Linked DNA regions of Homo sapiens: region 2 is linked to region 1. Evidence: read pairs that join two places in POLR2A ChIA-PET (ENCODE). Cell type or tissue: HepG2. All regions are shown on one strand. Each heading gives the region's core, and the rest is flanking DNA. Links, peaks and the distances in the headings are about the cores only. Region 1 overlaps LOC105372242 (a long non-coding RNA gene). Region 2 overlaps TLE2 (TLE family member 2, transcriptional corepressor).

What was found. Peaks named below come from ENCODE experiments on the same cell type or tissue, not always from the same donor. Only the 100,000 strongest peaks of a DNase experiment are listed, where the experiment ranks them.
Region 2: POLR2A ChIA-PET joins it to region 1 with 5 read pairs; 10 of 35 experiments call an interaction of 5 or more read pairs at or near these places.

The regions. Positions count from the first base shown.
Region 1 is chr19:3,063,669-3,068,048 of GRCh38, reverse strand. LOC105372242 (a long non-coding RNA gene) reads left to right here. Exons shown (of 4, transcript XR_001754027.2): 3 at 1,223-1,316; 4 at 2,021-2,103. Among named protein-coding and RNA genes, the nearest start is that of TLE5, 3.4 kb to the right of the region's middle. RefSeq lists silencers at 972-1,180, 2,089-2,278. In HepG2, for the core only: no CTCF peak of the experiment used is centred there; DNase peaks (open chromatin) are centred at 1,388 and 2,148.
Region 2 is chr19:3,012,589-3,016,968 of GRCh38, reverse strand. It overlaps TLE2 (TLE family member 2, transcriptional corepressor), which reads left to right. Exons shown (of 20, transcript NM_003260.5): 9 at 1,209-1,316; 10 at 2,355-2,399; 11 at 3,151-3,300. Among named protein-coding and RNA genes, the nearest start is that of TLE2, 15 kb to the left of the region's middle. In HepG2, for the core only: no CTCF peak of the experiment used is centred there; no DNase peak of the experiment used is centred there; H3K27me3 peaks cover 320 bases.

The DNA.
Region 1 (4,380 bases), core at 271-4,270:
GCAGCCACCCAGACACTGTGATGTGCTTAAACCCCAATTCTCGCCAATTAATTACACATTCCCTCCTGCGGCAAGCTGTCTGCCCTTCCTCACCCTCCCGCCATCTGCATTCTGTTCTTGTTATGCTCCCCAAAAAAGCTCTTTGCCATGGGCCCAGCCCAGGCTGCCCATCTCTCGCCTAATCCTCCCATCACACTACCGGGGAGAATCTTCTACCACCAGCTGCCCTGTTTCTTCCATGCTCTAAGCCAGGGGTGCTCATTCTCGTGTCATTGTGCCCCCCACGGGACACTGGGTGATGTCTGGGGACACCTGTGGGCGGAACATCTCGGGGGTGCCCCTGGCATGGAGTGAGTAGAGGCCAGGGACACCGCTCAGCACCCTGCAGTGCCCAGGACGCCCCTTGCCCCCCAAGAGAATGAATGATCTGGGCCAGAATGTCCAAAAAGCAGACTTTGCTATTTGACTGAGGCAGGGCTAGGACCAGGATGAGTGTACTTGAGAGTGAGGTCCTTTTTTTTTTTCTTCTTTTTTTGAGATGGAGTTTCATTCTTGTCGCCCAGGCTGGAGTGCAATGGTGTGATCTCGGCTCACCGCAACCTCTGCCTCCTGGGTTCAAGCGATTCTCCTGCCTCAGCCTCCTGAGCAGCTGGTATTACAGGCACCCACCACCACGCCCGGCTAATTTTGTAGTTTTAGTAGAGACGGGGTTTATCCATGTTGGTCAGGCTGGTCGCGAACTCCCGACCTCAGATGATCTGCCCGCCTCGGCCTCCCAAAGTGCTGGGATTACAGGTGTGAGCCCGCCCGGCCGAGAGTGAGGTCCTTTTTTCAGGTGTCAAACTTAAGAGGGGCCAGGCGTGGTGGCTCACACCTGTAATCCCAGCACTTTGGGAGGCCCAGGAGGGCAGACTGCTGGAGCCCAGAAGTTCAAGACCAGTCTGGGTAACATGGTGAAACCCCATCTCTATGAAAAACAAAAATTAGCCGGGCGTGGTGGCACACGCTTTTCATCCCGGATACTCGAGAAGCTGAGGTGGGCAGATTGCTTGAGCCTGGGAGGTCGAGGCTTCAGTGAGCCGAAGTCACACCACTGCGCTCCAGCGTGGGTGACAGAGTAAGAACCCTGTCTCAAAAAAAAATAAAAAAGCTAAGGGGATGCCAAATACCTAAGTCATCAGGATAAACACTATTTTGATGCAATCTACTTTTATTTTTTGAGATGGAGTCTCCCTCTGTCGCCCAGGGTGGAATGCGATGGCGCTAACTGAAGAATCTTGCTCTAAAACCTCCTGTGGCTCCCTAGTGCCCTCCAGGTAAAATCCCAGCTCCTCAGCCCAGCAGCACGTGCTGCCATCGTGTCCCGGCCAGAAGCCACACTGCAGAGTGCTCAAAGGCCCAAGGTCAAGATCAAAGGCCTGGGATAACATCGTGGTTCTGCCCCCTACCCACTTGGCCAAGTCACTTCACTTCTCTGTGACTCACTTTCCCCATTTTTTTTCGTTTTCTTTTTTTTTATTTTTTATTTTTGGAGACAGAGTCTCATTCTGTCGCCCAGGCTGGAGTGCAGTGGCACGATCTCGGCTCACTGAAACCTCCGCCTTCCGGGTTCAAGCGCTTCTCCTGCCTCAGCCTCCAGAGTAGCTGGGATTACAGGCGCCCACCACCACGCCTTAATTTTTGTATTTTTAGTAGAGACGGGGTTTCGCCATGTTGGCCAGGCTAGTATCAAACTCCTGATCCTCAAGTGATCTGCTTGCCTCGGCCTCCTAAAGTGCTGGGATGACAGGCCTGAGCCACCCTGCCGGCCTGTTTTCCCCCCATCTCTAAAATGGGTGTGACAACTGTACCTAAAGGTTAAAGTGCTTAAGGCAGCCCCTGGTGCGGAGCAAAAACATACAGACCTGTGTGGCTTGGTTGATTATTTATAGTGTGGGCCACCATTCTGGGCTGCCTTCTATGCAGAAAAAAAACCTATTTTCTAAAAACGATGATTTCACAATGACTCTCTCCTTCACAGGCCTAGGTCCCTGTGGGTGGCCCAGCCCTCACCTCACCGTGCTCAAGGTATCTGTGTCCAGTTCTGCTTCCCCTGACAGTGTGGGGGCTTCGAAAATGGGGCTGTTTGGTCACTGGGCGGGCACACTGATACCGGAAGGCGCCTGCCTAAATAAACACTGGCAGGTGGCCTCCCAGGAGAGGGGGTGTCTGGTCCCCACGGCAGTGGGGGTGGGGTGGCAGGGGTGCTAGCGGCAGGACTGGCTTCAGGGGCAGTCTAGGAACGCAGTCTCTCAGGGCCCTGCAGGAAAAACAAGGGTGTTGCGGTTGGTTGAAGGCTTGGCTGTTACTAAGTAGTATTAATCTCTGTTTCTTTGTTTCTTTTTTTTTTGAGACAGAGTTTCGCTCTTGTCGCCCAGGCTGGAGTGCAGTGGCACAATCTTGGCTCACCGCAACCTCCACCTCCCAGGTTCAAGCAATTCTCCTGCCTCAGCCTCCCAAGTGGCTAGGATTACAGGCGTGAGCCACCATGCCAGGCTAATTTTGTATTTTTAGTAGAGACGGAGTTTCTCCATGTTGGTCAGGCTGGTCTCAAGCTCCTCACCTCAGGTGATCCGCCTGCCTCGGCCTCCCAAAGCGCTGAGATTACAGGTGTGAGCCACCACACCCGGCCACCAAGTAGTAGTAATCTTAAAAATCCAAAATCCTAATCCTTTCTAGCCTCATCTTTTTTTTTTTTTTTTTTTTGAGACAGAGTCTCACTCTGTCACCCAGGCTGGAGTACAGTGGCGCGATCTTGGCTCACTGCAACCACCACCTCCCAGCTTCCAGCGATTCTCCTGCCTCAGCCTCCAAGTAGCTGGAATTAGAGGCGCCCGCCAAAACACCCCGGTAATTTTTGTATTTGTAGTAGTGACGAGGTTTCACCATGTTGGCCAGGCTGGTCTCGAACTCCTGAGCTTGTGATCCACTGGCCTCGGCTTCCCAAAGTGCTGGGACTACAGGCATGAGCCACTGCTCCCGGCTTACAAAAAATGTTAAAATTAGCTGGGCATGGTGGTGCACTCCTGTAGTCCCAGCTACTCAGGATGCTGAGGTCGGAGGATCACTTGAGCCCAGGAGTGGGAGGCTGCAGTGAGCTATGATTGCACCACTGCACTCTAGCCTATGCAACAGAGGACTGTGTCTGAAAAAATTTTTTTAGGCCGGGTGTGGTGGCTCGCGCCTGTAATCCCAGGACTTTGGGAGGCCGAGGCAGGCAGATCACGAGGTCAGGAGATCGAGACCATCCTGGCTAACACAGTGAAACTCCGTCTCTACTAAAAATACAAAAAATTAGCCGGGCGTGGTGGTGGGCGCCTGTAGCCCCAGCTACTCGGGAGGCTGAGGCAGGAGAATGGCATAAACCCGGGAGGTGGAGCTTGCAGTGAGCCGAGATGGCACCACTGCACTCCAGCCTGGGCCACACAGTGAGACTCCACCTCAAAAAAAAAATTTTTTTTTAATAAAAATATTAAAACACTGCTTTAAAGATTATTAATCTTGATCACTGAAGGCTATCACCCTTACCTGCCAAGGTAAGGAGCCTGGGGTTCCAAGTCTATTTTACAGATGGGAACACCCAAGGCCCAAATCAATTGCATTCATTCAAGGGAGCAGGCTGCCTAGTGGATGACGATGATGAAGAGACTGTGTTTCGCACCTGCCAAAGGGGGACCTTAATGTCATAGCCTTATTTCAGTAGCCTCTTTGGGACCTGTTCTCTGCGTGGCAGAGAGAGGGATCCTTTAATAACCGCCACCAGGTCCCATCCCTCCTCTTCCCACGGCTCTCCAGGATTCCCACCTCACTCAGAGCAAAAGCCCAAGTCCAGGGCCAGGCGCAGTGGCTCACACCTGTAATCCCTGCACTCTGGGAGGTGGAGGCGGGAGGATCACCTGATGTCAGGATTTCAAGACCAGTCTGGCCAATATGGTGAAACCTGTCTCTACTAAATATACAAAAATTAGCCAGGCGTGGTGATGCGCACCTGTAATCCCAGCTACTCAGGAGGCAGAGGCAGGAGAATCACTTGAATCCGGGTGGCAGAGGCTGCAGTCAGCCAACATCACATCACTGCACTCCAGCCTGGGCAACAGAGTGAGACTCCATCTCAAAAACAAACAAACAGCTGATCACGGTGGCTCACGCCTGTAATCCCAGCACTTTGGGAGGCCGAGGCGGGCAGATCATCTGAGGTCGGGAGTTCAAGACCAGCCTGACCAACATGGAGAAACCCCGTCTCTACTAAAACTCCAAAATTAGCGGGGCGTGGTGGCACGTGCCTGTAATCCAGCTACTCGGGAGGCTGAGGCAGGAATCACTTGAACCCAGGATGCGGTG
Region 2 (4,380 bases), core at 179-4,178, 51 kb after region 1:
ATATCTCTACTAAAAATACAAAATTAGCTGGGTGTGGTGGTGGGCGCCTGTAATCCCAGCTACTCTGGAGGCTGAGGCAGAAGAATGGCGTGAACCCGGGAGGCGGAGGTTGCAGTGAGCCGAGATTGCGCCACTGCACTCCAGCTTGGGCGACAGAGCGAGACTCCATCTCAAAAGAAAAAAAAATTTCAACCTCCAGCTTTTTTCGGGTAATTAAATAAATGAATGCATGACCTTGGACCCTTCTTCCCATCCTCACTTCCGTTCGCCTAGCCATCAGCCGTTCAGCAATATCTGTGGGTGCTCCCCAACAGAAATGTCATGTGAGCTGTGTCAGTAAGTTTTTCAAAAAATGGTTTAATTTTTTTTTTTTTTTTTTGAGACTGAGTCTTGCCCTGTCGCCCAGGCTGGAGCGCAGTGGTGCAATCTCGGCTCACTGTAAGCTCCGCCTCCTGGGTTCAAGTGATTCTCCTGCCTCAGTCTCCCAAGTAGCTGGGACTACAAGTGCCCGCCACCATGCCCGGCTAATTTTTTTTTTTTTTTTTTTTTGTATTTTTAGTAGAGACGGGGTTTCACCGTGTTAGCCAGGATGGTCTCAATCTCCTGACCTTGTGATCCGCCCGCCTCGGCCTCCCAAAGTGCTGGGATTATAGGCGTGAGCCACTGCGCCCGGCCAAAATGGTTTAATTTTGAAATAATTATAGATGTCAGAGAGGTTGCAGAAGAAGTAAGGCGCTGGTTGCGGTGGCTCATGCCTGTAATCCCAGCACTTTGGGAGGCCGAGGCAGGTGGATCACCTGAGGTCAGGAGTTCGAGATAGGCCTGGCCAACATGGCGAAACCCTGTCTCTATTAAAAATACAAAAATTAGCTGGGCGTGGTGGTGGCGCCTGTAATCCCAGCTACTGGGGAGGCTGAGGCAGGAGGATCGCTTGAACCCGGGAGGCGGGGGTCTCAGTGGGCCGAGATGGCTCCACTGCACTCCAGCCTGGGCAGCAGAGCAAGACTCCGTCAAAAACAAAACAAAACAGAAGAGAGAACAAAACCTTAGCACTGAGTCAGCCGTTGGAAGCTCCCATTTCCCAGATGGGAAGCTTGAGGTCCGGACCCTAATAATGGTGGGGGACCCTCAGTCTCGGCTGGATCACAATGCAATCTAGGAGCCCAGGGCCCTGACCCTTTCTCCCCCCGGCCTTTGTCTCTCCGCAGAGTGCATCTCCCTCGCCCCCTGAGAGTCTCGTGGAGGAGGAGCGACCGAGTGGCCCTGGTGGTGGCGGGAAGCAGAGAGCAGATGAGAAGGAGCCATCAGGACCTTATGTGAGTGGGGGCAGGTGCAGGACTGGGATGGGCGTGCATGGCCCAGACCAGCCTGGCCCCTCAGAGCCTTCCAGAGCCCAGCTCTGGCCATAATTCTCTCACTCCGGAGCCTCCCATAGCTCCCTACTACTCAGAGTACTGACCAATCAGAGGAGATCCTGTAATGCAAGGCTTAACTCCAGTTGCTTGAAGTCTCTGCGGCCTCTTGGCCGTACAGCCATTTTCCCACCCTCTAGCTTTTGCTCCAGCTGTTTTCTTTCCCTAGAACACACATGTTTTAGAAACCCATTTTTCTATCAAGAAACAAAGTGCCACCTCCTACAAGAAGCCTTCCCTGACCACCTCCTAGAGGCTGGGACCTCCTCTCATTGCCAGACGGCTGCACACTTGTAGTTTCCAACTCTAGCATCCCAGGGGCCAGGCCGAATGTGGGGAATGGGGCTGTGGCCAGCTGGGGAGCCCCTTCTCCCACCTACAGGGGCAGCTGCAACTTGATCCCCGGAGACTGGCAGGCTCAGGGTGGGCCAATATTGCTGTTTCTCAGAGAAGCCTTAAATCTTCCTTTTTACCTAATAGCTTTTTTTTTTTTTTTTTGGCAATGAATTTTATTTATTTATTTATTTATTTATTAAGGTGGAGTCTTATTTTCTTTGGCAATGAATTTTATTTATTTATTTATTAAGGCGGAGTCTTTATGAAGGCGGTAAGGATGATTGCTGGTCTCTGGCTCTCCCCTCACCATGCAGAGGGGTAAACTGAGGCCTGAGAGGGCCGGGAGTCACACAGGGCACTCATGTAGTCCACATCCTTCAAAGTCCTCTCCACAAGGTGCCCACCTGCCCTGCCTCCCCACATCCTTCCCGGATGCGGGCACGTGCAGCCTTCCCTTCTGCTATGAGCAAACGGGTGCAGTGGTCTGAGAATCCCAGTCATGCCCCAGGGCTGGCTGGGCTCATGCCTCCAACTCCTGAGGAGCGGATAGGGGGTGTGGAGGCAGGGGCATGACCACAATGAGCTCTCTCCCCCATCTTCCCCCAGGAAAGCGACGAAGACAAGAGTGATTACAATCTGGTGGTGGACGAGGTGAGTCCAGGGGTCCAGCCTCTTCCCCGACTCTGGGCACAGAGCAAGGGGTGGGTTTTCTGGACTGGGAGGACCCAGAGGTAGTGGGGATCCTGGTTCCCCGCTCTGTGGGACAGCTGGGATGGGGTCAGGAAGCGTCAGGGACTCCGGGACACCTCTGGCCGACCTCCTCTCCACTGCACAGGGAGTGACTTCAAGCCCAGGTTCACTGAGTGATTTGTGGGCAGTGACACCCCCTTCCCTGGCCTCACTTTTCCCCATCTGTTCAATGGGAAAATAAAACCAAGCCTTTATATAGTCCTCGCTATGGGTGCTTATGGAGTAGAGCCTATCATTAAACCCATTTTACAGGCCGGGCGTGGTGGCTCACACCTGTGATCCCAGCACTTTGGGAGGCTGAGGCGAATGGATCACTTGAGGTCAGGAGTTTGAGACCAGCCTGACCAACATGGTGAAACCTTGTCTCTACTAAAAATACAAAAAAATTAGCTGGATGTGCTCGCTTGAACCCAGGAGGCGGAGGTTGCAGTGGGCCATTACTCCAGCCTGGGTAACGGAGCGAGACTCAAAAAAAAAAAAAATACATTTTACAGATGAGTAAACTGAGGCAGCAGAAGATTTCATAATCTTCCCATGGTGGGTCATGGGTACCCATTCTAGAGATTGGGGTGGGAGTCGGGAGGAGGATAGAGAAGGGACTCTTCTTTCCCTCTCATTTCAACTCTGCTCAACGTCACCTCCTCAAACCCAGGACCAACCCTCAGAGCCCCCCAGCCCGGCTACCACCCCCTGCGGAAAGGTACCCATCTGCATTCCTGCCCGTCGGGACCTGGTGGACAGTCCAGCCTCCTTGGCCTCTAGCCTTGGCTCACCGCTGCCTAGAGCCAAGGAGCTCATCCTGGTAAGGAGGAGGGGAGGGCCTTGAAACTCACTTTATTCATCCCGGGGGCCCCGAAGCAGACGCTACCCCATGATGCAGAGGGCAGTGATGAGAAATCAGCCAGCCGGGCTGGCATTGTCCACCCTTTCCCTGTGCTTTTTTTTTTAAACCTCCTGCTTGGACTGACTTTGTTGAACCTCAGTAAATATTAAAAGGCAACTTTGTAAAGAAGCTTTGTAGATAAATTTTAAAAGGCAATTCACTACCTTACATGGAAAGCAGGTCTCTCTCTTGCAATCAATAGGAAATCCCATGGAAATAAACATAGTGAAAGCCCAGCCAGCTAGGCTGGACTCAGGCCTGCATGTGTTGAGCCCTTCCAGAGGCGCTTAGAGACACACCGGCCCCAAGCTGAGATGTTGTCCCCGGAAGGAAAGATAATTAATATAGGAACAAGTTTTCAGTTGGACCTCCTGGAGTTTAATGCCAGGCATGTGAGCCATCTAAAAGCACCCCCAGGGCATTAGAAATTCAGCTCCTTTTGCAGCTCCCCTCACCCCAAATCTTCTCCAGACCCCTCCCCTACACTTACCAGGGAAGAGTATGTCGGTTTCTAGGCCTCCCCTCCCGGTTTCAAGGCCTCCCTTCCTGGCAGGTTACCATGGCAACCGCCAGAGGTTGGGGCTCCCATTCCATCTTAAGTGCCCACCTCCCACTGCGGGAAAAACCTTACAAGGGGATGGGTCAGCTCCGTTGTATTGGAGAAGCCCTCAGGGGTCCTCCCTGACCCCACAGTCGTCCCATCCACTCTCTCGCGGGTGCCGGTGTTGCGTGGCTGTCACTGTTTGTGCGATGGTGTCATGGGAAGCCGAGACAGACGCAAGACAAGGATGCGAAGTTTCTTGGGAGGCAGGGGAGGCAGGGGAGGCGATGACATGAAGCCGAGATAACAGAGCCTGCCCCTAGATGGAGGTCCAGCTGCTGCTTTCCTCAGAGCTCTCCTTGGGGAGGGACAGCTCTGGGTGACACCTCCCTCTCTGTGGGGGCTCAAGGAGGATTGCAGTGTGTGCTAGGCACTCTTCCTTCACCTGGGAATATGCC